3 separate regions of the Homo sapiens genome follow, and regions 1 and 2 are each linked to region 3. Evidence: chromatin loops called from intact Hi-C (ENCODE). Cell type or tissue: PC-9. All regions are shown on one strand. Region 1 holds the start of CRYGS (crystallin gamma S). Region 2 has its middle 23 kb from the start of EIF4A2. Region 3 overlaps AHSG (alpha 2-HS glycoprotein).

Region 1 (8,000 bases), 77 kb before region 3:
TAGGGTTGTCAGATTTAGCAAATAAAAATATAGGATACAGTTAAATTTGAATTTCAGACAAATGACAATTTCTTAGTGTAAGTATGTCCCATGTAACATTTGGGACATACTTATGTTTATTTTTCTATCCCAATAGACAGTGAGCTCCATATATGGGAATATTCAGAGACTTGTCTTAGAGAAATTCTTGTGATGGAAATAGGGTTAAAATGGTTTAAGGGTGCCCTTGCTTTATTTTATTGAGATCCCCCATTTCAGAGCGATAAAACAATAAAAGGTAGGGGGAGATAACTGAATTATCAGGTGCTGTTCTGGGTGTGGGTGACAGGTAAGACACCAGCTTCTTGTCCTAACAGCTGAATGTTCTACCAAAAGAGCTGGGACTGACTGATAGATAAGGATATAAAGTGTTTTTGACCTCTAATATCAATTGTTAGTCAAATTCCTTTTAAGCAGAAAGTTGATTGGTGTGTCTGCAACTGGAGAAAATGATAGCAATCTCTTTCTGGACCAAGGCATGAACCAGGAGGCATGCAACACTCCAAAATAATAATCCTGCTTTTATCTGTCAAAAGCCATCTTCTACTTCTCTGAAACTGTGGTTAGTCATCCTGACACTTCTTGTTTTCCTACCCTGCTGCCAGAACTGCTTTTCTAGTTGAACAGACTGTGACCAACTCACCAAAGAACATGGCAAGCAGTTGATATGAGAAAAGAGACTGATACTAACTTACTTATCACAGCCTATTTCTTTGGCAAAAAATCAGTGGATTTCTGAGGTCACTTCCAGAAATTATGCCTCTAAAAGTAAGTGTCAGTAGTCCTTGGTCATCAGCTAGTTTTTTAATGTCCTCCTGCTGGTGTCTGGGGAATTAGAATGTTTGTGTTGGATGAGACTCCAGAGAGCATTTGGCTCAACTCCCTTGTTTTGGAGATAAGGAAAGGTAGCTTCATGGTATGGTGGCAAGATCCAGAGCTGATGGCTGCAGTCAGCTCACAGGCCAGAGCTCTTTGCAGCTCAGCAAATGGCCTCCCATTCCTTCTCCATTTGTCAGGTTTCCCTCCCTTACTTACACCCACTTTTTTCAGTCTCTCACTTGAAACAGACAAAATGACAAAAGGGAGGGGAAGATAACAACATGAATAAACATATTTTGGGGTGAGTATGCACTGTGCACTATAGAGTATACACAAGGGAAATTTAGCAATTCTAATTTGTCCTTTTGGGGAAGGCTCCTAGATGACAGGGGCTTTGCTATCTCATTTACAGATGGGTGCATTCTGCATATCCCCAGGTTCACTTGTATGTTCACTAAATACTCCTGGCCATACTGTTTCCTTCTTCATTCTTCTCTTCAAGATTAAATAAAATCTCAGGGGTTACTCAAAGCAAGTAAAACTTGATAAAACTCCATTTCAACTATTATAATGTAGGGACACTTTTAATATGTCCTTTCTTTACACAAAAAATCTAAACTTAGGATTGAGAAGTAACTAACATAGCAGGCTTTAGATCTTAAACAAGGACTTCAGATGGCTTATGGCTCCACCATTTTCAAATAATAACCCTATTTTCACTGGCTGTTCTTGATAGACACTCTGTCCCCTCAACTGGAACATCAGAGGACCCCGTCTTTTCTACCTTTAAAAATTTTCAGGGGCTTCTACAGACACTATATGCACAGATCTCCAGCCAATGTGTTGAATGTATGTGTTAGAAAGCAGAACAATGACTTTGGGAGCAGAAGTAGCCTGGACTGAATCCTGGCTCCTCCATCCACCAACTGGTGAATTTGGGCACATTTTAAATTTCTCTCAGTTTCCTTATTTATAAAATACCGAAAAACTACCTCTCACAGGGTTGTAAGGAGAAAATGAAATAATGTAGGCACTCAATAAATGGTAGCAATTATTACTGTGCCTGTTGAATTAATGCAAAACATAAGCTAAAGGAACCACCACATGTCAGTATGACTTTCTAACCTTTTAATGAGATCTCATTTTGTTTGGCACAAAGATCTAGATTGGTGATCTGGCAGATGGGTAGCTTTGTGTGACTGCCCACTGTGGCGAGCACTGTATTGCTGGTCCCTAGAAGCATTTAAGGAGAGGCATTATAGTCAGCAGTGGGATGCATGCCAACTGTTTTATTGATGATGCCTATTTGGACCACAAGGCCAGCCAGCATTTGGGCCCCAGGAAGAATATGGCCCCATTCATGTCATTACTCCACAATGCGGCGGAAAGACTGGACAGCTGGGGAGGCTGCACCCCAATCGATGGGCTTCCGGTACTCCTTCTTGTCCAGGAGGTACTGCCTGCCACGGTAGTTGGGTAGCTCATAGAAAATCCAGACACCCTCCAGCACCTTACAGGAGTGGATCTCTCGCATGTGAAATTGCTCCATGATGGAAGGGCAATCTTCGGTGGTTTCATACATCTGACCACTAAAATCCCCTTTCTCAAAGATCTGAATCTTATACTGGCCTCCACTAGGCTGAAAAGACACAGGAGAAAATGAACAGAAACCATTATGGAAATCACCAGCAGGTCAAGAACTTAGAGAACAGTATTGCTCAGAACTTATCACCTTGAAAGCTAGATGATCTGAACTCCCATCTCACCATGTACTGACTAAAACAGCTAACTTTCAATAAGAAAAAATTAATTCTTCAAAACACTCAAGAGGCAGAGACAGCACCCTGGAAATTAGTGTAGTCATTCTAGTGATGAGCTGCTCTAAGATGTTACTCAAGCCTCAGCAGCCAACAAGCAGCTACTCATTAAGAGGTAGAGAAGACTCAAGAAAATGTTCACCTAAAAGCAAGAGAAAGCGGACAGAGGGCGTGGGAAACAGAGGGAGTACACAGTCCCCAGACTCACCAGATGAACAGCTCTGCAGGAGCTGAGGCGGTCGTTGAGGCCCATCCAACGCTGGTATTCAGGGTACTCTCCCTGTGGTAAGATGTACATGTACCCAGCAAAGTTGGGCCTTTCATAAACAGCCCAGGTGCCTCCTTCCACTTTAATGGAGTTGCAGCGACTTAGGTATGTGTGGAAATCTGCACAGTCGCAATCACAGTCATAGCGACGGCCTTGAAAATTTTTGTCTTCATAGAAAGTAATCTGAAGTAGAGGGCCAACAGAGAAAGAGCTGAGGAGCTGGGTGGCTTAATTCACAGATAAAAATTAAGAACATAATGCCTACTTTAGAAATTCCTTTCACCTCAATTTTGAGGAAAAATATGTAGCTGTACGTCACCTTACAACATTGCTTTCTGACAGACAACTTCAGTTGTCAACAACAGAAATGAGTTCTTCCTGAAGGCTGAACATGAAGCAAAACAGAAGAGGGCTCTAATAGAAGTGAGCAGTCTCAGACTCAAGTTCATTTTCCTTCCTTTATGTTCCCACAGCTCTCTGTACTTACATCATATTATAAATTATCCATTTATATGTCTACCCCTCCCACCAGAATCCTAGCATACTTTTTCCAAGGGCAAGTACCAAGCCTTATTTGAGCTATCAATCCTCTGTGCCCATCACTTGACTTCAATAATTGTTTCATGAAGATGACTCCTAGGTGATATGGAGGATACATAGAGAAAAATAAAGCATGAACCTTAGCTTTACAGAGCTTATTTTAGATAGATGTAGAGCTTTCATACATGAAAATGTATCATATCATGTTCTTTATTATTAGTTTATTGCCAACAGAGTAGTTGCAAAGTAACAAAATGATAAGAATCCTCTTTGCCTCCAACGCTTATCAAGTTTCTACCACAATGCCTGGGGTAAGTCTCTGATGGCACTGAAAAATATGCAGCCCTGTGAAAGCAGAAACAGTAAGTCTGGACTACAGAGCTCCCTCTCTACAATTAGCCTTACTATCTTCATCCAGCCACCTCTCTGAGCTTCAGCTTCCTATTTGAAGACTACAGCAGACTGGAAGTTCTGGCTTTAAAACAACTCTCAGAGCTTTTCTGGCTGAAACAGGAGACAGAGTTCCTAGGAACTCCCAAGGATTCACCAAGCAGTTCCTGAAAACCACGATGAAAACTACAAATGAGCTACAGAGCTTGTCCCTTGTTATTCAATAATTCCACAATCTTTTCATCTTTTTTTTTTTTAAGATGGAATTTCAGATCAATGCTAGGTTATAAACTGAAACCACAGGTGTCATGCTTCGAACCGTTAATTACCTGGCATTATGCCGCCACCTTGTGGCTGATTTACTTTATGGATTTCACGGGCGAAAACTATGTGAGTCATTTCAGATGAAAGGAGCAGAGCCGGATACTGTCTTGAGAGGATCTTTGAGCTGAGCATTGAAGGATAAGTAGGTGTTTTCCAGAGGCAAATGAAAAGGAACAAACATGTTTAAAAGAATAAAGTGAAAGAACATGGCCCATTATAGGGACAATAAGTAGTTCATTAAGTCCAGTACATATTGAATATGTGGTGAAGTACTAGAAAATAAAGCCAGAAAAATGACACCAGAATCATGCTGGAATCCCTTTGGTGATTATGAGTGAGTTGGACTTAGTAGTGTGTGCCTAGAAACGGATGGCTGCTGTGGGCCAGGTGAGAGATGATGAGGGCCAACCAAAAGGCAACTCCAATGTGAATGATGATGAGAAAACAGTAAAGAACTTCAGGATTTGGTGACTAATTAGATGGAGGGAATGAGAGGAAGAAACGAAGAATGACTCATAAAAAGCTATAAAATCTCATTCTCCTCTATCCTGGGTAGTTCTTTCTATCTAGATACTAATATACTAATAATTGTTTCCCTCCACCTTAATCTTTCCCTTCCCTTCCCATTTATCTCAATTATTCTCTTTCCTGTTCCCTAAAAGGGTCCCTTTTCCTTCCCACCCCTAAATCATCTACTTCCTCTCCTTTATCCCCTGCCCAAATTTCTTTATGTGTTTCAGTTCCCTTCCCATCTTAGCACAGTACAGATTTAGATATATGGTACCTCAGTTTACGGATGAAGAAAAAAAAGAAAAGTCTCAATACTACTGCTTTCTTGCTACGTGACCTTGGACAGGGCAATGAACCTTTCTCTACAGCTCTTCATTGGCAAAACAGGATGATAGTGTCTCTTGCAGACGGTATGCTCTGAGGGTCCAAGGGGATGTTGATAAAGTACTTAGTTGAATAGCTGACTCATGATTAGCAATAAGCTTTTGCTACAGTTTTTACAGATGAAGAAGTTAAGTGATTGGCCTAATGTCACTACCTAGTTACAAGTTAGTTGCAGACAAGCTGGTGGGCTGCAGTGCAAAACTCCTGGTGAGTAAACTATTGTTCACTTTATTTTCCTTTGCTGTCTTTCTGCCTGCCCAGTTAGCTTCGTTTAACATGGCAGCACTTACTCTCTTGGACAATGACCAAGGCTGGGCCTAAGCCTCAGGGGCTCTTCCTCATGACCTGTGGAGAGATCTTTAGGAAAGTCAAATAACTTCTCTAAGAATGGATAGATTCTAAACTCCTTAATTCATATGTTCTATTTGCCTTTGGTTTTTGACCAAACAAGTCACTAAAAAGAGCCTTTGCAAAAGATATCCTATGGGAAATGAAGTTAATAATACCATCTATTTCACTTCATAGTTTCTCACATTTACTGCCTTCTGCACATTTGCGTGACTAATTATCAATATCTGCTAAGTAAAAAGATACATGATGCCTGATACGGTCACCTGATGTCCACCCTCCCAGGAGACCAGCCAACCATCCAAAAGTTGAAACAAAGCCCTCATCCTGTTGCTATGGAATCATTACTGAGCTCCAAGACTAAGCTCTCCTTTCAGTGGGAGACCTTCTATATCTCAGAGCCAGAGAATGTTGCACCTAGCTGTGCTCAATTTCTTTTTGTAGAATAACCATGAAATCCATGCTATTGTCAGCCTAGAGGTTTTGACCTTTGGGCAAAATATTTTGTAGAGAAGGCTAAAGAAATGTGCAGAAAGTTTTCCTAGAAATTATTACAAAATTCCTATCATTATCAGGTTTATTTTTGGAAAAATGGCCTACTAATCCAATGCAGCAGAGAGAAAAATATCTTGAGTATCCCAGAAGTAATGAAAACATACTTAGTAAAATCTATTCCTTTTGCCAAGCCCATAACTCCTCTGATTAAACTGCTATCAAGATAGTGGGAAAGGAAGAAGCAATGAGAAAAAGTAAGAAATAATTTACTATCTCCTTTACCCTAGCAAGCAAAAGTTATTTAACTAAATGAACGACTCATCTATAAATAAAAAAGAGTACACTATTACTACTCTGCAAATCTTTAAAAGCAGATGTTTTCATCTAAGATGGTTGTAGAACAGCTTTACCTCAAGATACATGGATATCCCTCCTCTAAGGACCAAAAATTCTTTTTTAGTGGGATTTGCATGGTATATTTTCAAGAACCTCAGAGCACTGAAGACACTAATTTTTCTCCCCAAACCTCCTGAATGACAAGCATGATTATTAGTTCTATTTTCCAATGAAAAAAAAATCAAGCACTAATAAATTACAGAACAAGTTAACAGGTACCTTCTGACCTGATGCAACAGGAAGTACACAACATTGCCTATGTAGCTTTCTTGCCAAATATATTTATTCTGAATCTAAACATGAGGAAACAATTAGACAAATCTAGATTGCAAGACTTTCTAAAAGACATCTAACCTAGGCTTTGAAAAATGTCTCAAGAACAACAACAAAAAGGGTAGAGGGACATTTTTAGAGAGGCTAAAAAAAACTAAAGAGAATAAAGAGACATGACAACCAATTACAATACATGTTTTTCACTGGATCCTGTATTAGGGGAAAAGTCCACCATGAAGCACTTTTCTGGGGACAATCAGGGGAGATTTGAATATGGTCTCAATATTAGCTATTATATTTATGATAACTCTTGGGGACATGCTAGTGATACAGTGTTTATACAGGGAAATGCCCTTGTTTTTAGGAGATACATGCCTAAATACTTAAGGCAAAAGTATAATAAAATCTGCTACTAATTTTCAAATGGTTTAATAAAGAGAGATGGAAATAGGAGAGACCAAATATGGCAAAATGTCAACAACTGGAGAATATAAGTGAAAGATATACAAATATTCATTCAACATTTCTTTGCCATTCTTTGAGGATTCAATGGGTTTGAAAATTTTCAAATAGCTGGGGGTAAAAATCAGGCAGCAGTTTTGTCTCATCAGTGGAAGCGCAAAAAAGAAAATGAAAGCATATTCCCTCATTCCCAAAGCCCTACCTGAAAGAATAATTTCCAATCCAGTAATTGTGAGTTAAATATTTTAGAGGCAATTTTCTGACTGTAAGGGAGCACTTTATTTGAGGAACGAGTAAAAATAATTGCTTGAATGGAAGAGAGATGTAGGACTTTATTCACCTGATTGGCCCATCCACTTTGGCCTTTTAGAACACAAATGGTTGAGGCTAAATTTCAGAAAACAAAATTTTAATTGATTATTAAAAGTTTTCTGCTCAATATAATCCCCATTAGCATGCCTTATTCCTATGGAGAATATCAGTTGCATAGAATATTAGTTGCTAGAAGGCAGAAATAATAATGATATTTATAAATTACCTGTATAGTATTTAACATAGCACCATACATAAAGATAAACCCTTAATAAAGTGTTCGGTAATTCTGTTAAGGGTGGAAAATATAATAAGCATTTCTTAATCTTCTCTCTCAATCCCAGTTCTCTAACCACTATCATACTCACCTCTAGGCAAAGAAGCAAAAGCTTTTCTGTGTGTTGAATGCATCATTAGGTGAAAAGCGGGTAGGCTAAAAATCAATATGACTACTTACCTTGGTTCCAGTTTTAGACATTTTTGGTGCATAGACTGGTTTTCCCAGTGCTGAAAGAAATTCAGGAATGGCTACAGAGAGTTAGAGGCACAGTGACATTTATATGGGCTGGTTTCAGTCAAACATTTGCTTAGTCATGAGAATAGGATCCAAAAATTGAGTCAGT
Region 2 (8,000 bases), 140 kb after region 3:
TTATATAACTCCCACTTAACATCCCTGTTTGAATGTCAGGCTTAATATGACCGAAACAGAATTCTCAGTTTGGTGTCAACAATAGTAGCAAAGAGAACAGAGAAGTGAATCACTATGGCATAGCAAAAACCTCTTTATGGGATACTAGGTAGGCTTTTGAGAACACACATGGCCCTTCCCAAGTCTAACAGTATGACACGGAAGAAAACATTTCTCTACATGACCATCAAATGTCAGGTGTACCTTCATGAGGGCCTCAATCCAGAGGTCTTTTTATTCACTATTTTTGGAGAATAAACCTCTAGCCAGAGTGGAGGAGGGAAAGCTGCCTAATTACCTGTGGCAGGGGAAGAAATTCCTGAAGTTCCACTGCGTTTTCAACAGATTTTCAACCAGCGTCCATGTTTTACTCTCACGTCCCCATGTCCAAAGGCACATGGTGCCGCCAGTTCCTTGTCTTTGGGGTCTTTCCGCAGCTTAGATGAGGTTGCTTATCAGCTTTCCTCACTTCCCTTTTAGGACTAAGCTTTCTCCCGTCTGCTAATTTTGTCATCATTTTCCCATTTGCTTTCCAATTTAAGCAACTTTGTGGGCTGTTGTCTCTTTTCCAATTTTCTTTAGTGTTTAAGTACTTTTTTTTTTTTTTTTGAGACAGGGTTTTTCTGTCATCCAGGCTGGAGAGCAGTGGCATGATCTTGACTGACAGCAGCCTCCACCTCTCCGGGCTCAGATGATCTTCCCACCTGCAATACCACACCCAACTCATTTTTTGTATTTTTTTGTAGAGGCAGGGTTTCGTCATGTTGCCTAGGCTAGTTTCAAACTCCTGGGCTCAAGGCATCCGCCTGCCTCAGCCTCCCAAAGTGCCGGGATTACAGATACGAGCCACCGCGCCCAGACTTTAAGTCTTTTTTAATAACACTTTTTACTGTACTTTAGTGAGCTTTCAGGAGAGAGTAGAAGCTAAAGAGCAATCTTCTGATTTTAACCAAAAATCAAGACTGTAATCCATAGAGACGAAATCCCGTTTGAAGAGGAGGGGCAAGGAGAAGCCAAGGTAGGGCCATGGGAGCCCTGGGGAGCCTCAAAATCCACCTAGATCCACACACTATTCAGAGTTCCCTGGGAAGCCCTGAAACCTCAATTCCCACTAATTAGCCGACAGGATTGCCCTGGGGAACTCACATCTCAGTTCACGCCAGCAGAGCACTTAAACAACTATCTTGAATAAATCCTTTAATCTCCGTACAATCCAACACCTTCCAGGCCCTATAAGAACCAAGGGCACTGCAAGGAAAGCAGCCAAAGTTGGAAAATAGGTGTCCCGCAGGCATATTTAGTAATTATGCCTCAGCGTGTACATCCATTCCTAATGATTCCTCACTGTCTACAAACACAACTGAGAGATCAGATAGAGATTGCGTACCTCTATTTTATCAGACTTAGATCTGATTAATCTAAATTCCCATATACTTATAGAAATGCATGCCCTGACTCTGCTTTTGAAACTTGGAACATCACTAGGTTCACTTTCTTTTTTTTTGAAACAGGGTTTCACTCTGTTGCCCAAGGTGGAGTGCAGTGCTGCAATCTCGGTTCACTGCAACCTCCAACTCCCGGATTCAAGCAATTCTTGTACCTCAGCCTCCAGAGTAGCTAGGATTACAAGCGCCTGCCACCACACCTGGCTAACTTTTTTGTATTTTTAGTAGAGCCAGGGCTTCGCTATGTTGGCCAGGCTGGTCTCGAACTCCTGGCCTCCAGTGATCCACCTGCCTCGGACTCCCAAAGTGCTGAGATTATAGGCGTGAGCCACTGCGCCTGGCCTACTTAGTTCACTTTATTTTTTTTAATTTTTTTGAGATGGGGTTCCGCTCTTGTTGCCCAGGCTGGAGTACAATGGCGTGATCTTGGCTCACCGCAACCTCCGCTTCCTGGGTTTAAGCAATTCTCCTGCCTCAGCCTCCTGAGTAGCTGGGATTACAGGCATGTGCCACCATGCCCGGCTAATTTTTTGTATTTTTGGTAGAGACAGTGTTTCTCCATGTTGGTCAGGCTGGTCTTGAACTCCTTACCTCAGGTGATCCGCCCACCTCGGCCTCCCAAAGTGCTGGGATTACAGGCGTGAGTTGCCGTGCCCGGCCATACTTAGTTCACTTTCAGTAGATTTTCCTTTCAATATCTACTTCAGTGAGTCTAACAGATTCAACAGTTAATTCAAAATTCGAGAAGGCAGGAAAATCACGAAGTTCCCGTTGAAGAACTCCAGAGGATCTTTTGCCTTTTACTTATTCTGGAATGAGGGAGTTCAGCCAAGGAGCATCTCCTTTGCTTTCTGCTCCCTGGGAGTTTGCCAGCTGAGTTTATCACAGCACCACCTTGTCCCAAAACTAAGTTTTGAGCTGTGTTCATATTAGAAGCACCCTGGGCCAGGCAGCTTGAGACCAGGAGTTTGAGACCAGCCTGGACAATGTGGCAAAACCCTGTCTCTAGACAAAATACCAAAATTAGCTGGGTGTGGTAGTGCACACCTGTAGTCCCAGCTACTGGGGGTTGAGGGCAGGGGTGCTGAGGCAGGAGGATGGCTTGAGCCCAGGAGGTTGAGGCTACAGTGAACCACGATCATGCCACTGCACTCCAGCCTAGGCCACAGAGTGAGACCCTGTCTTCAAAAACAAAACAAAACAAAAAAGACCGGGCATGGTGGCGTGTGCCTGTAATCCCAACTACTTGGGAGGCTGATGTGGGAGGATCACTTAAGCCCGGAGGGCAGAGGGAACGTCTCAGTAGAAGTTTCGGTGTTTCTTATTATATATAATAAGAGACAGAGCCTTGTGTTAGAAAACAAACAAGCAAAAAACAAAAACAAAAAAAACTTTTTTTCTCTAATGTCTCACTACAACAATCAACACAAAAGACTTCTGTCACCAGACATGTGGAGATGTCCCCTCACACACCAAGCAGAGGACACCAGCTGAGTGTCTTCCAGTTTAATTCAATTCTGACGTTATCATCCTGCATAGCCTCAGAAACCACAGGTTGAGGGCTCAGTCCCGCAAGTCTGCCCCGCCCCTTCTCACCATTCACAAGTCTATGCCTCGGGAATTTCTGACCAACAGGCTTCAGGTTGGGGTTCCCACAAACTCCTCTTTGGGTTTGATTAATTTGCTAAAGTGGCTCACACAACTCAAGGAAACACTTACGTTTACTGGCTTATTATAAAGGATATTTTTAAAAGTATGAATAAACAGATGAAGAGAGAGAGATACATAGATACATAGTGAGAGGTCTGGAAGGGTCCCGAGCCCAGGAACTTCTGTGCCCGAGGAGTTGGTTGAATGAGTTCTTTTTTTTTTCTTTTTTTTTTTTGAGATGGAGTTTTGCTCTTGTTGTCCAGGATGGAGTGCAATGTCACAATCTCGGCTCACTGCAACCTCCGCCTCCCAGGTTCAAGCGATTCTCCTGCCTCAGTCTCCCAAGTAGCTGGGATTTACAGGCGCCCGCCACCACGCCCAGCTAATTTTGTATTTTTAGTAGAGGCGGGGTTTCTCCATGTTGGTCAGGCTGGTCTCGAACCCCCACCTCAGGTGATCCACCCGCCTGGGCCTCCGAAAGTGCTGGGATTACAGGCATGAGCCACGGCGCCTGGCTGTTGAATGAGTTCTTATTCACCTTCCTGTCAGCCTCCATGTGTTCAGGTCTCCAAAACTCCCTGAACCCTGTCCTCTTGGGCCTTTTATGAAGACTTCTTGGACAGGCATGACTGAAGCATGGACAACCATGTTGAAATGTGATTGGACAAAAAGGGAATGATCTAAACCCAGCAAGTCCTGTCTGTTCAGATTCTTCTTGGCTCTTCAGTGCAGCATTCTTACCTCCAGGTAATGAGGCAGAACTTCCTCTGGAATGGAGAGTTTTATGAGTCACAATTAGATTAGAATCCTGCATCAGGCAGGTGAAAGAAGGGCAAGAGAAGGTCAAAGAGAGAGATTCTGTTTACTGTGACATGGGCTATGGGAGTTATGAGTCACGAACCATGGATGAAAACACATATATTGGCCAGGTGCTGTGGCTCATGACTATAATCCCATAGCACTTTGGGAGGCTGAAGTGGTAGGATCACTTGAGCTCAGGAGTTCTAGACCAGCCTGGGTAACATAGTGAGCCCTCATCTCTAAAAATAAATAAATAAAACACACACACACACACACACACACACACACACACACATATAAAAAATAATATCACAAGTTCCTGGGAAAGCAAAATGGAGGTGTTCTTTTTTTTTTTCTTTTTTTTTTTTTTTGAGATGGAGTTTTGCTCTTGTTGTCCAGGATGGAGTGCAATGGCACAATCTCGGCTGACTGCAACCTCCGCCTCCCAGGTTCAAGGTTCAAGCGATTCAGTCTCCCGAGTAGCTGGGATTTACAGGTGTGTCTAACCTAATGGTCTGCAACCTGGCCTACAGAGGAAGCTGGAAGAGTTGAAGGAGAGTATTCTGGCCGATAAATTCCTGTCTAGTAGAACTGACTAGAACAGCAGAACTGCATTGCACTGGGCATGCTCAGCCAGACATGCAGAAATTGTTGAATTTTTGTTGCAACTTGGAGTGCCAGTGAGTGACAAAGGCGATACAGGTTGGTCTCCTCTTCATACTGTGGCTTCCGCTGGGCGGGATGAGATTGTAAAAGCCCTTCTGGGAAAATGTGCTCAAGTAAATGCTGTCAGTCAAAATGGCTGTACTCCCCTACATTATACAGCTTCCAAAAACAGGAATGAGATTGTTGTCAAGTTACTAGAAGGCGGGGTTGATCCACATGCTGAGGACCATTGTGAGGCTACAGCAATGCACCGGGCAGCAGCCAAGGGTAACTTGAAGATGATTCCTATCCTTCTATACTACAGAACATCCACGAACATCCAAGACACTGAGGGTAACACTCCTCTACACTTAGCCTGTGATGAGGAGAGAGTGGAAGAAGGAGCAAGTGTCCCAAGGAGCAAGTATTCACATTGAGAATAAAGAAGAAAAGACACCCCTGCAAGCGGCCAGAGGTTGCCTACGTTTAATACTCAAGTGAATGGTGGAAGGTTAAACAGCTTGGATTTATTCTTACCTTTTTTTTTTTTTTTTTGAGACGGAGTCTCGCTCCATCACCCAGGCTGGAGTGCAATGGTGTGATCTTGGCTCACTGCAACCTCTGCCTCCCGGGTTCAAGCAATTCTCCTGCCTCAGCCCTCTGAGTAGCTGGGATTACAGGCATGTGCCACCATGCCCGGCTACTTTTTGTATTTTCAGTAGAGACGGGCTTTCACCATCTTGGCCAGGCTGGTCTCAAACTCCTGACCTCAAGTGATCCGGCCGCCTTGGCCTCCCAAAGTGCTGGGATTACAGGCATGAGCCACCGTGCCCGGCCCTATTCTTACTTTTTATGTTGTGTTGTTGTTCCCAGTGTCCTGGAAACTAATGTACTTGTGCACAATACATCATCTATGAATGATAAAGTTTTCTCACCTTCAAAGTCGTATAAACATGTTGACCGTTGTTCCTGCTGAGTTACTTGTTCTAAGCTTACAGCTTTGCTTTCCAGGCATCAAATAACTGTTGAGATTGTTCTACTGCTGTCATATATTCTTGTATATTGAATTCTGGTCAATTTTGAATAACTAATTCTGTGGCTGTTGTGAGTTTTCAGCACCCTCCCATGTACCTTATATCCCTTTCTGAAACAGAACCACTCCAATAGAAATAAGCCAGTTGTTCTACCAGATGTTTCTATGTGGATTCTGTAATGTGCCTCCATATAGTTAAAACATCCTAACTTGTTTTTCAAGCTTCCTCAGGCCTATGCCAACATTTCTGGTTTTTTGTTTGTTTGTTTGTTTTTGTTTTGTTTTGTTTTGTTTTTGAGATGGATTTTCACTTTTGTTGCCCAGGCTAGAGTGCAATGGCACGATCTCGGCTCATTGCAACTTCTGCCTCCTGGGTTCAAGCAATTCTCCTGTCTCAGCCTCCTGAGTAGTCAGGATAACAGACGCATGCCACCACGCCTGGCTAATTTTTGTATTTTTAGAAGAGACGGGGTTTCATCACATTGGTCAGGCTGGTCTCGAACTCCTGACCTCAGGTGATCCGCCCGCCTCGGCCTTCCAAAGTGCTGGGATTACAGGTATGAGCCACCGCGCCCAGCCTAAAAATTGTTGTTGTTGTTGTTTGTTTGTTTTTTTTTTTTTTTTTTTTTTGAGACGGAGTCTCGCTCTGTCACCCAGGCAGGAGGGCAGTGGTGCAATCTCGGCTCACTGCAACCTCTGCCTCCCGGGTTCAAGCAATTATCTTGCTCAGCTTCTTGAGTAGCTGGAATTATAGGCACATGCCACCACGCCTGGCTAATTTTTGTATTTTTAGTAGAGAGGGTTTTTCACCACGTTGGTCAGGCTGGTCTTGAACTCCTGACCTGGTGATCTGCCAGCCTCGGCCTCCCAAAGTGCTGGAATTACAGATGTGAGCCACCATGCCCAGCCACATTTCTGTTTTGTTCAGCCATGAGATTTAATTTATTTTTGTGATAGGAGGAACATTTCTTTTTCTTTTTTTTTTTTTTTTTTCAGACAGAGTTTCACTCTTGTCATCCAGGCTGGAGTGCAACGGCATGATCTCAGCTCACTGCAACCTCTGCCTCCTGGGTTCAAGTGATTCTCCTGCCTCATCCTCCTGGGTAGCTGGGACTACAGGCGTGTGCCACCATGCCTGGCTAATTCTCTTTTGTATTTTTAGTAGAGACGGGGTTTCACCATGTTGGCCAGTCTGGTCTTGAACTCCTGACTTCAGGTGATCCACCTGCCTTGGTCTCCCAAAGTGCTGGGATTACAGGAGTGAGCCACCGTGCCCAGACGGACATTTACATATTTTAGTGGACCAAATGTTAAGTTGGAGGGTGTGCTCTGAAATAGTAAACAACAATAGCCCATGTACCCACGTATTTTTGTGATGAGCTGTTTACTCTAAAATAAAATGCATGGCTTTTTAAAAATACCTATATTGAGTCATCTTGTATTGAAAAGAATGTTAAGCTTGTTAAAATGATATGTAACAAAAATGTATTTTGATTTGTATTTCGGAAACTAAAAAATAAGATGTTGAAAGAAAAAAAATCACAAGCCTGATAAGTTGTAATGAAGGTTTTCTTCACCAATCCGTTTCCTTTAATCCTGATATCACCAGACTGTACATATTCCTCACCCCTTCTTCTTATTTATTTTATTCTGTTTTATTGTATTTTGTTTTTTGAGACAGGGTCTCACTCTGTCGCCCAGGCTGGAGTGCAGTGGAGGATAACAAAGTAATGGTGAATACTTTGAAAATTTGAAGTACTTGACATAATAGCTTTCTTACAAAGCATATTAAATGATATTGTAATTTATAGTTTCTTTCATTGAGATCAAGGCTAAGCCCAAAATTTTAAAGGAAAATAAAAATGAAAGGGCACTACCCCTTGACTCTTTTCTCTCTTTAGGGAAGACTCAAAGACCTTCTAGGAGGTAGTATCAGAAAGTACCAGCGACTTAGGCATCACTTCAAGTGTTTCAATGGGGACAGGCAGGAAAGTGGCATAGTGGTGGTTCTAGGAGATATTTTTTCCCCCAAATCCTAGTAGTTAATCAAAAATAATCGTCACCAGCAACAACTGAAAATACTTATGGGGCTAGTCACAGACTTCAGCCGTCCCACTATTTAGAATTTTACATTGAAAACAAGATCTAGCTGGGTGAGGTGGCTCACGCCTGTAATCCCAACACTTTGGGAGGCCGAGGCAGGCAGATCACCTGAGGTCGGGAGTTTGAGACCAGCCTGGCTAACATGGCGAAACTCTGTCTCCACTAAAAATACAAAAAATTAGCCAGGCATGGTGGTGGGTGCCTGTAATCTCAGCTACTTGGGAGGCTGAGGCACGAGAATTGCTTGAACCCGGGAGGTGGAGGTTGCAGTGAGCCGAGATCGT
Region 3 (8,000 bases):
GGAGGGAGCTGGGTGGGGTGTGAGGTGGTGTGCAGGAGAAAAAGTGCTTCAAATGGTAGTGTGCAGATCACAGACAGAAAGTGTAACTTGCTGGAAAAACTAGGACCCAAGAGACCAGCTCCTAGTTGCCAAGTTACCACTGGCTGAAAATCACGTATCTGTCTTTGGTTTGGTTTCTCTCTAACAAAGACTGAGAATGAATAAAACTAGCATCTGGCAGATGCCTACTATATGCCAGGCCCATTCACATAGATTATCTCATTTACTCTTTCCCGGTCCTGCCTCCTGGTGCTGTGTGGTACATATATTGTTCTTGTCTTACCCAAGAGGAGACCAAGGCTCTGTTGTGTGTGTGTGTGCAGTTTTTTTGTTTTTTGTTTTTGTCTTTTTTTTTTTGGTCCAAAATCATATAATTACTAAGTCTTCAGGCTGGGATTTGATTCCATATCTGTGTTCCTTCTTCTACACAAACTGCCTCCCAAAGAGAGTTACCCACATCCCAGAGAGAAGTCTTGGCATAAACACAATTCACCTCCTCACACACTAGACAGGAAACCAACGCAGCTTGAAGCCAGTGACAAGAAAAATCAAGCTGGAAATATGCCTCGGGGATCAGTCAAGAGATTTGGAGAGGTGGAAAGAAGCTGTCTGCCTACTGCCTGTTTTGAAATTAGATTTATTTCTGATTAAGGACAATTCTTTCAGCAAATATGTATTACAAGCCTTCCTTGGACAAGAACCAGAGATATTAGGTTGAACCATATAAAACTGCCATTTTTCTATATCAAAAGCAACCAAATATTGGCCGTTTTAATGGTTCAACCTAATACAGTGGTGAAAAAGGCACAATATGTGCCCACAAGAGCTTACAATCTAGGTTGGAAAATAAGGTCAACAACAGGAAGCCTGGACCGACTGACGACTGCCATCCGTCTCACAAAGAGACAAAATATTTGAAATCAGGATTGCTCCGGATGGATTTTAAGAGTGCTGCAGCCATATTAAAGCACAGTGGTGGTTAGGAGGAAACGCTGATCAAGTCAGGGGAAATGAACACGCAACACGCACATCTGAGGGAAAAGGTAATCATGAATGGGCATTGTGACTTTTACTAAAGGCAGAGCTTCAGAGTTGGTTCCCTTGAGAAACCCAGGTGTACCCGGTTCCTGTTCGCCAGAGCTGTGAACGCTTTCAGGCAGTCACTCTGGGCACACCTGGACATCATAAAATGCGGAGCTTCTCCCAGGGGAGGGGATGCTGAGGCTTCAGGTACTAGTGAATCAGGCAGAACCAATGAGAGGCAAACAGAGCTGGGCTGAGAGGAGAAAAGGCATACTTGTACCTTCTGGATTTTTCAGGCTTCGAAGACAAGATACAGAAACAGGTGAACTCACAAGAATATCTCCAAGGATTGTTGCAAGCTCCCTCGTGTCTACACTAGTGACATCCAGTTTCCTGTCAGAGGGAGACATGCCCTTCCCCATTATCGCCAGCAGGGGGAAGTAGAGAGCAGCATCGTTGCATGCCGGCACCTGCTGCACAAGCCAAGACAAAGGAAAAACCAAGGACAACAGCAGCAAAAACCTCTAGGAGGGAAAAGAAAACGGAGGAAGGAAGGAAAGCAAATAATGAAAAGGAAGAAAGAAAGAAGGAGAGGGAGGGATAGAGGAGATTAAAAAAAGACAGTAAGATATTACCCTACACCACCTTATTTTGCAGCTTGTCTGAGAAAAATCCAAACTTGCATTTTCCAAAGCACTGCTTGAAGAGTGAAATCTTAAAAAATTAAATAAATAATAAATACAAATAAGTGTTAACACCCATTTGTAGTTTTCAAATAGAGCTCAGAGTGAGGGCTGTGGCTCCATCGACTTGTTCAAGCCCAGGACCCCGTCTGCTTTGCGAGCATCATCTGGTGCTTCCTTAATCAACAGACGAAGACCAGACAAGCCCTGGTCATTGTCCTGCCCACAGGCCAGTTCAGAGCTAGACGGAGTTGCAGACTGACAGTAAGAATGACATTTCCCTCACCTCTCCAAAAGCGGGGTGCTCTCAAGCCCAATGAGGGCGCATACCGTGGACCGCACCACAGGATCAGGGGAATAGGTTGCTCACGGCTTCACTCTTTGTCTCCACAGCAGCCCTCCGGAGAGCTGTTTGAGATTGAAATAGACACCCTGGAAACCACCTGCCATGTGCTGGACCCCACCCCTGTGGCAAGATGCAGCGTGAGGCAGCTGAAGGAGCATGTGAGTACCCTTCTTAGGATGACTGTAGGTGGCCCTTCGGCCAGCTCCACCGATTCACCCAGCGTCTCAGCCTGCCTTCTTGGCTAGCCAGGGTGCAGTTTCTAAAATTGCCATTTGTGGCCGAGCGCAGTGGCTCATGCCTATAATCTCAGCACTTTGGGAGGCTGAGGCAAGTGGATCGCCTGAGGTCAGGAGTTCAAGACCAGCCTGGCCAGTATGGTGAAACCCCATCTCTACTAAAAATACAAAAATTAGCTGGACGTGGTGACGGGCACCTGTAAATCCCAGCTCCTCGGGAGGCTGAGGCAGGAGAATCGCTTGAACCCGGGAGGTGGAGGTTGCAGTGAGCCAAGATCCTGCCATTGCACTCCAGCCTGGGCAACAACAGTGAATCTCTATCTCGAAATAATAATAATAATAATCATCATCATAAATAAAATTGCCATTTGATGCCACTTGCCCTGGGGCTGATTTTTACAAGCGTTTAACTATATCGTTGTATCCCTGAAAGCAGAGAGTGCCATGTTTCAGTATTACCCAGCAAAGGCGATTTTGCAAGGGTCACCTTTGACAGCCGTGCCTGGAGGGAGCCTGCCCGGGGTGCGAAGGGGAAGGGCAGCCATCCTCACGTGGGTTTCTTTCTCCAGGCTGTCGAAGGAGACTGTGATTTCCAGCTGTTGAAACTAGATGGCAAGTTTTCCGTGGTATACGCAAAATGTGATTCCAGTCCAGGTACAGATGACTATTCTTATTCTCATTTTTTCCTTGTAGAGAAAGTGGGGAAGGGATCTGAATAATTTTCAACTTAAGTAGTTCTAGCAGCTTTGTCGGTGAGGAAAAGGAGAAGCCAAATTTCCTGGGTTCTGGGATTTTTAAAATTGTGTTTTAAGAAGCTACTCTTGGCCTGGTGCGGTGGCTCACGCCTGTAATCCACCCACCCGAGGCAGGTGGATCACCTGAAGTCAGAAGTTCGAGACCAGCCTGGCCAACATAGTGAAACCCCCATCTCTACTAAAAATACAAAAATGTGGTGGTGCTCGCCTGTAATCCCAGCTACTAGGGAGGCTGAGGCAGGAGAATCGCTTGAACCTGGGAGGCAGAGGTGGCAGTGGGCCGAGATCGCACCACTGCACTCCAGCCTGAGTGACACAGAGTGAGACCCTGTCTCAAAAAAATAAGAAGTTATTCTTACTGGAAGTGAAAATTGCCTCGTGATGATAAGAGCTCCTGCAGAAATGTCAGCATAGCAAAAGCCTTTTGAAGGTTTAGTAAGAAGCAGAGAAAGTGCCTGAAGCTATCTGGGGAATGCCTTAGCCCTTGCTAACGCAGCAGAGCTGGGGCCATGCCAGGGAGAATGGCTGCCCACATCCTGGTTTCCTCTCTCCGAGCAGACTCAGCCGAGGACGTGCGCAAGGTGTGCCAAGACTGCCCCCTGCTGGCCCCGCTGAACGACACCAGGGTGGTGCACGCCGCGAAAGCTGCCCTGGCCGCCTTCAACGCTCAGAACAACGGCTCCAATTTTCAGCTGGAGGAAATTTCCCGGGCTCAGCTTGTGGTAAAGACTGAGATTCTTTTGACAGGTTGGGCAGTTCGGTGGCACTTCGGGAATGTACTGTACGTGGTGGAGCGGGAGGCAGGGAAGAACAGGCGCAGGGGCAGCGATGAGAAAGCAAGGAGAGGGTTGTTTGGAAAGGGAAGAAAGCATCCTAAGGGGGTATGAGGCTCCTGAGTGTCATGAGGACCCCAACACCCTCAGCGCCTCCCCCATGCTGAGCCACTGTAACGTCCAGCAGCCACAGCTGCCGGCAGGTACATCCCCACTCCCTCCGTTCCAGCTAAAACCAAAGCTCAGTGTCAGCTGGTAGAGTTGCCCACGTCGGCCAGAAGCACTCACTGTAAATTTGCTGGGCTCCAGTACCACCCATCTCCGCTGAACATCTGCCACAGACTCGTAATTAATACTCACTTGTGCTGACAAGCTTATAATGGCAAGATCTTAAAATGCCTTTCGAGTCACTGGAGAAAACATCTCATTGTACTGTGGGTGGTTTAGCACATTGGAATTCAACAGAATTCAAATGTTTAAGAAAATGTATTCTGGATATCAGCCATGGCCATACTTGGAAATACGCTAGTATAGACGGCAATTCTATTAATCAGAATATGTGATTCTCAGAACATCCCCACCCCAGACTACACCAAATAACAGATATTTTATTGTGTCCATATGCTCCAACTACTTTAAAAAAGAAAAGCTCAAGTGATATCTTCCATACTTTCATCTAAATCTTTTCATTTGAGCCTGCTCTATGAAACAGGTGGAAGAGGTATTAATCTCTTCACTTTCCCACCCTATTTTGGAATAACCTGAACCTTGGGTATCAAGTGCAGCCCAAGAGTGAGGGCTGGGGGGAGGCAGGGTTCCCACTCCTATCAGTCTAATGCTGGCCTTCTGATTCCGGTTTCCTATCTGCAAACTCACCTCCACCCTGAAGGACCGGTGATGGATACTTGCCCCTCCTACAAGGAAGACACAACCCCTACCTCTAAAGCACAAGCACTTGAGAACACAACCCCATAGCAACTGCCCTATGTAAGCCATTGAGGGACATGTCTTCTGGGCCGACGCATGGTCTGCATGAATGGTGCTCCCCGAAGGAGGCTACTTCCCGCTCTCCTTCTCTGCCCTTTTCATTGTAAGTCATCTTTCCTCAAGAGCATTTTCATGTACTCTTCTCAGCCCCTCCCACCTTCTACCTATGTGGAGTTTACAGTGTCTGGCACTGACTGTGTTGCTAAAGAGGCCACAGAGGCAGCCAAGTGTAACCTGCTGGCAGAAAAGGTGAGTGGGCCGGGACCTTGGGGTGTTACCACTCGGACAGAGCTGTTTGTGGAACAGAACATCCTTGGATAGTTTGTATCTTGGGGCTGCAGACAGAGAATAACAGTGCAAATCCCCTCTCCCTGTGGATCACGGCAAGCCTTCTTTTAGGGTGTCACCTCATCCCTTTAAGAGCTGTCATCAAATCATCTCACCCACTGGAAGCACATGAAGTTAGGAGAAAGAGAGAGGCTATTTGCTAATGAAGCCAAGTCACGCCCACCCACTGGGAATGTGAAGTGCACATTTTCTAGACATATAACTCTGATACAAAAGCTTTCAAGTCCTTGAGCCAATAATGTACACTTCTAGGATTTTAGTCTAAAGAAGTCATCAGTGGCCAGGCATGATGGCTCATGCCTGTAATTCCAGCACTTTGGGAGGCCAAGACGGGTGGATCGGGAGGTCAGGAGATCGAGACCATCCTGGCTAACATGGTGAAACCCCGTCTCTACTAAAAATACAAAAAAATTAGCCAGGCTTGGTGGTGAGCGCCTGTAGTCCCAGCTACTCGGGAGGCTGAGGCAGGAGAATGGTGTGAACCCAGGAGGCAGATGTTGCAGTAAACTAAGATCGTGCCACTGCACTCCAGCCTGGGCAACAGAACGAGACTCTGTCTCAAGAAAAAAAGAAAAAGAAAAAGAATTCATCAGTGACATTTGACAGAATATATCTATAAAAATGATTTATTATGGATATAAAGAGACCAAAAAAGAGAGATCTGTATGTCCAACAGGAAGGTGTCATTGAATAATCCATGCACATCAGTAAATAGAAAATTGTGCAGACACTAAAAATTGTGTTTTCAAGGAATAATGAATGATATGAGAAAATGCTATTATGGCAAGTGAAAACACACAGGATACAACATCGTATAGTCACAATGATCTCAATTTTTAAATCATATTTAATAGTATTTTAAAATAAGAAAGAAATGCATCAATGTTAACAGTCCTTCTTTCTAGGCCACCACCAGAAAGGGATTATGGGTAATCTCTCTCACTCTCAAAGTATTTCTGTATTTCCATGTTATATATAGAATCATATACCTCCCACAAGCAGAAACTATAACTTTAAGAAAAATGGTTTTTCAAACTAATTTAAGGTTGGCGCGTCAATGAAATTGGGGGGGATCCATTTTTGAAATTAGTTAAAATAAATCCTCTTTCTCTGTGGGCAGCAATATGGCTTTTGTAAGGCAACACTCAGTGAGAAGCTTGGTGGGGCAGAGGTTGCAGTGACCTGCATGGTGTTCCAAACACAGGTAACAGCTCCGTGAATATTCTTGCCTACACCTTCAGAATACAATGACCCCTTCACATTTATGCAGTGCAGTAGTGATGACAGGACATTTGCTCTCCTGTGCTTCTGAATCTCACAGTATGAAATAACACTGGGGTATGCGGAATCATCAACAAATGGAAGGATATTTTAGCTATGCCTTTCCCTCCCACGAACTAGTGACTACAGGGAAGAACCATCTTACTGTGTAGTTGACAAAGCCACCTTTTTATTTGTGGGAGGTGGGAGTGGTTTTCTGAGTTGCAGAGACCAGGTGGCCAGATCTACCTGTTAGCTCCCAGTGGCTGCAGCTTCAGATGACAAAGAGGGTGGCACTGCTGGGCAAGGGTGAGCCATAGGTGGGGTGCTTTTACTCATTGGACATATGCGTGTAAGTCCACCATCACAAAGACAATCCTAGTGAGGCCGGGGCCAACATAGGCCAGTCACCCCTCCTTGTAACCTTGATGACAATCCCTTGTACTTGGGTAGGTCCTTTCTTGCTAGACTCTTTGCAAATAAAAATGTATAATGTGAGGAAATTGGGTGCCAGTGCCACCTGGGCCTGTGGGTTGTCTTGCCTGGGAGGAGGAAGCAAACTAACTGAAGGAAATGGTCCTTTTTCCAGCCCGTGAGCTCACAGCCCCAACCAGAAGGTGCCAATGAAGCAGTCCCCACACCCGTGGTGGACCCAGATGCACCTCCGTCCCCTCCACTTGGCGCACCTGGACTCCCTCCAGCTGGCTCACCCCCAGACTCCCATGTGTTACTGGCAGCTCCTCCAGGACACCAGTTGCACCGGGCGCACTACGACCTGCGCCACACCTTCATGGGTGTGGTCTCATTGGGGTCACCCTCAGGAGAAGTGTCGCACCCCCGGAAAACACGCACAGTGGTGCAGCCTAGTGTTGGTGCTGCTGCTGGGCCAGTGGTTCCTCCATGTCCGGGGAGGATCAGACACTTCAAGGTCTAGGCTAGACATGGCAGAGATGAGGAGGTTTGGCACAGAAAACATAGCCACCATTTTGTCCAAGCCTGGGCATGGGTGGGGGGCCTTGTCTGCTGGCCACGCAAGTGTCACATGCGATCTACATTAATATCAAGTCTTGACTCCCTACTTCCCGTCATTCCTCACAGGACAGAAGCAGAGTGGGTGGTGGTTATGTTTGACAGAAGGCATTAGGTTGACAACTTGTCATGATTTTGACGGTAAGCCACCATGATTGTGTTCTCTGCCTCTGGTTGACCTTACAAAAACCATTGGAACTGTGACTTTGAAAGGTGCTCTTGCTAAGCTTATATGTGCCTGTTAATGAAAGTGCCTGAAAGACCTTCCTTAATAAAGAAGGTTCTAAGCTGAATGTGGTCATGCTTATTGCGACTTCATCCCAGCTCCCCTCACATGCATAGCCTTTTACCCCAACAAACACAGTGTCCCTAATCAAAATCAAAGTGAAAAGAGAACCAAAAGAGAACAAAAACCTGCTGTATTGCCAGATACAGGAAAAAGTGAGACTAGGATCTTTCCACAACCCATAAGATGTGACCATTTCTTTTTTTTTTTTTTTCTGAGACGGAGTCTTACTCTG

What was found. Hi-C counts contacts between places; a loop is a spot of excess contacts. Peaks named below come from ENCODE experiments on the same cell type or tissue, not always from the same donor. Only the 100,000 strongest peaks of a DNase experiment are listed, where the experiment ranks them.
Region 1: a loop joins it to region 3, with 6 times the contacts of the local background. A loop is called at or near these places in 13 of 110 quality-filtered maps.
Region 2: it touches region 3 in a loop (6-fold over the local background); 48 of 110 quality-filtered maps call a loop at or near these places.

The regions. Positions count from the first base shown.
Region 1 is chr3:186,536,472-186,544,471 of GRCh38, forward strand. It overlaps CRYGS (crystallin gamma S), which reads right to left and starts at 7,909. Exons shown (of 3, transcript NM_017541.4): 1 at 7,835-7,909; 2 at 2,884-3,126; 3 at 1,972-2,497. The coding sequence starts at 7,855. The coding sequence ends at 2,225. In PC-9, a CTCF peak has its summit at 4,206 (motif pointing left); a DNase peak (open chromatin) is centred at 4,230.
Region 2 is chr3:186,756,680-186,764,679 of GRCh38, forward strand. It overlaps the pseudogene PSMD10P2. Among named protein-coding and RNA genes, the nearest start is that of EIF4A2, 23 kb to the right of the region's middle. In PC-9, no CTCF peak of the experiment used is centred here; a DNase peak (open chromatin) is centred at 3,912; H3K27ac peaks cover 2,347 bases.
Region 3 is chr3:186,613,547-186,621,546 of GRCh38, forward strand. It overlaps AHSG (alpha 2-HS glycoprotein), which reads left to right. Exons shown (of 7, transcript NM_001622.4): 2 at 2,139-2,249; 3 at 2,897-2,981; 4 at 3,641-3,804; 5 at 4,990-5,091; 6 at 6,311-6,394; 7 at 7,040-7,772. The coding sequence ends at 7,384. Among named protein-coding and RNA genes, the nearest start is that of AHSG, 4.5 kb to the left of the region's middle. In PC-9, CTCF peaks have their summits at 1,480 (motif pointing right), 1,684, 3,685 (motif pointing left) and 3,889; DNase peaks (open chromatin) are centred at 1,495 and 3,575; H3K4me3 peaks cover 602 bases; H3K27ac peaks cover 372 bases.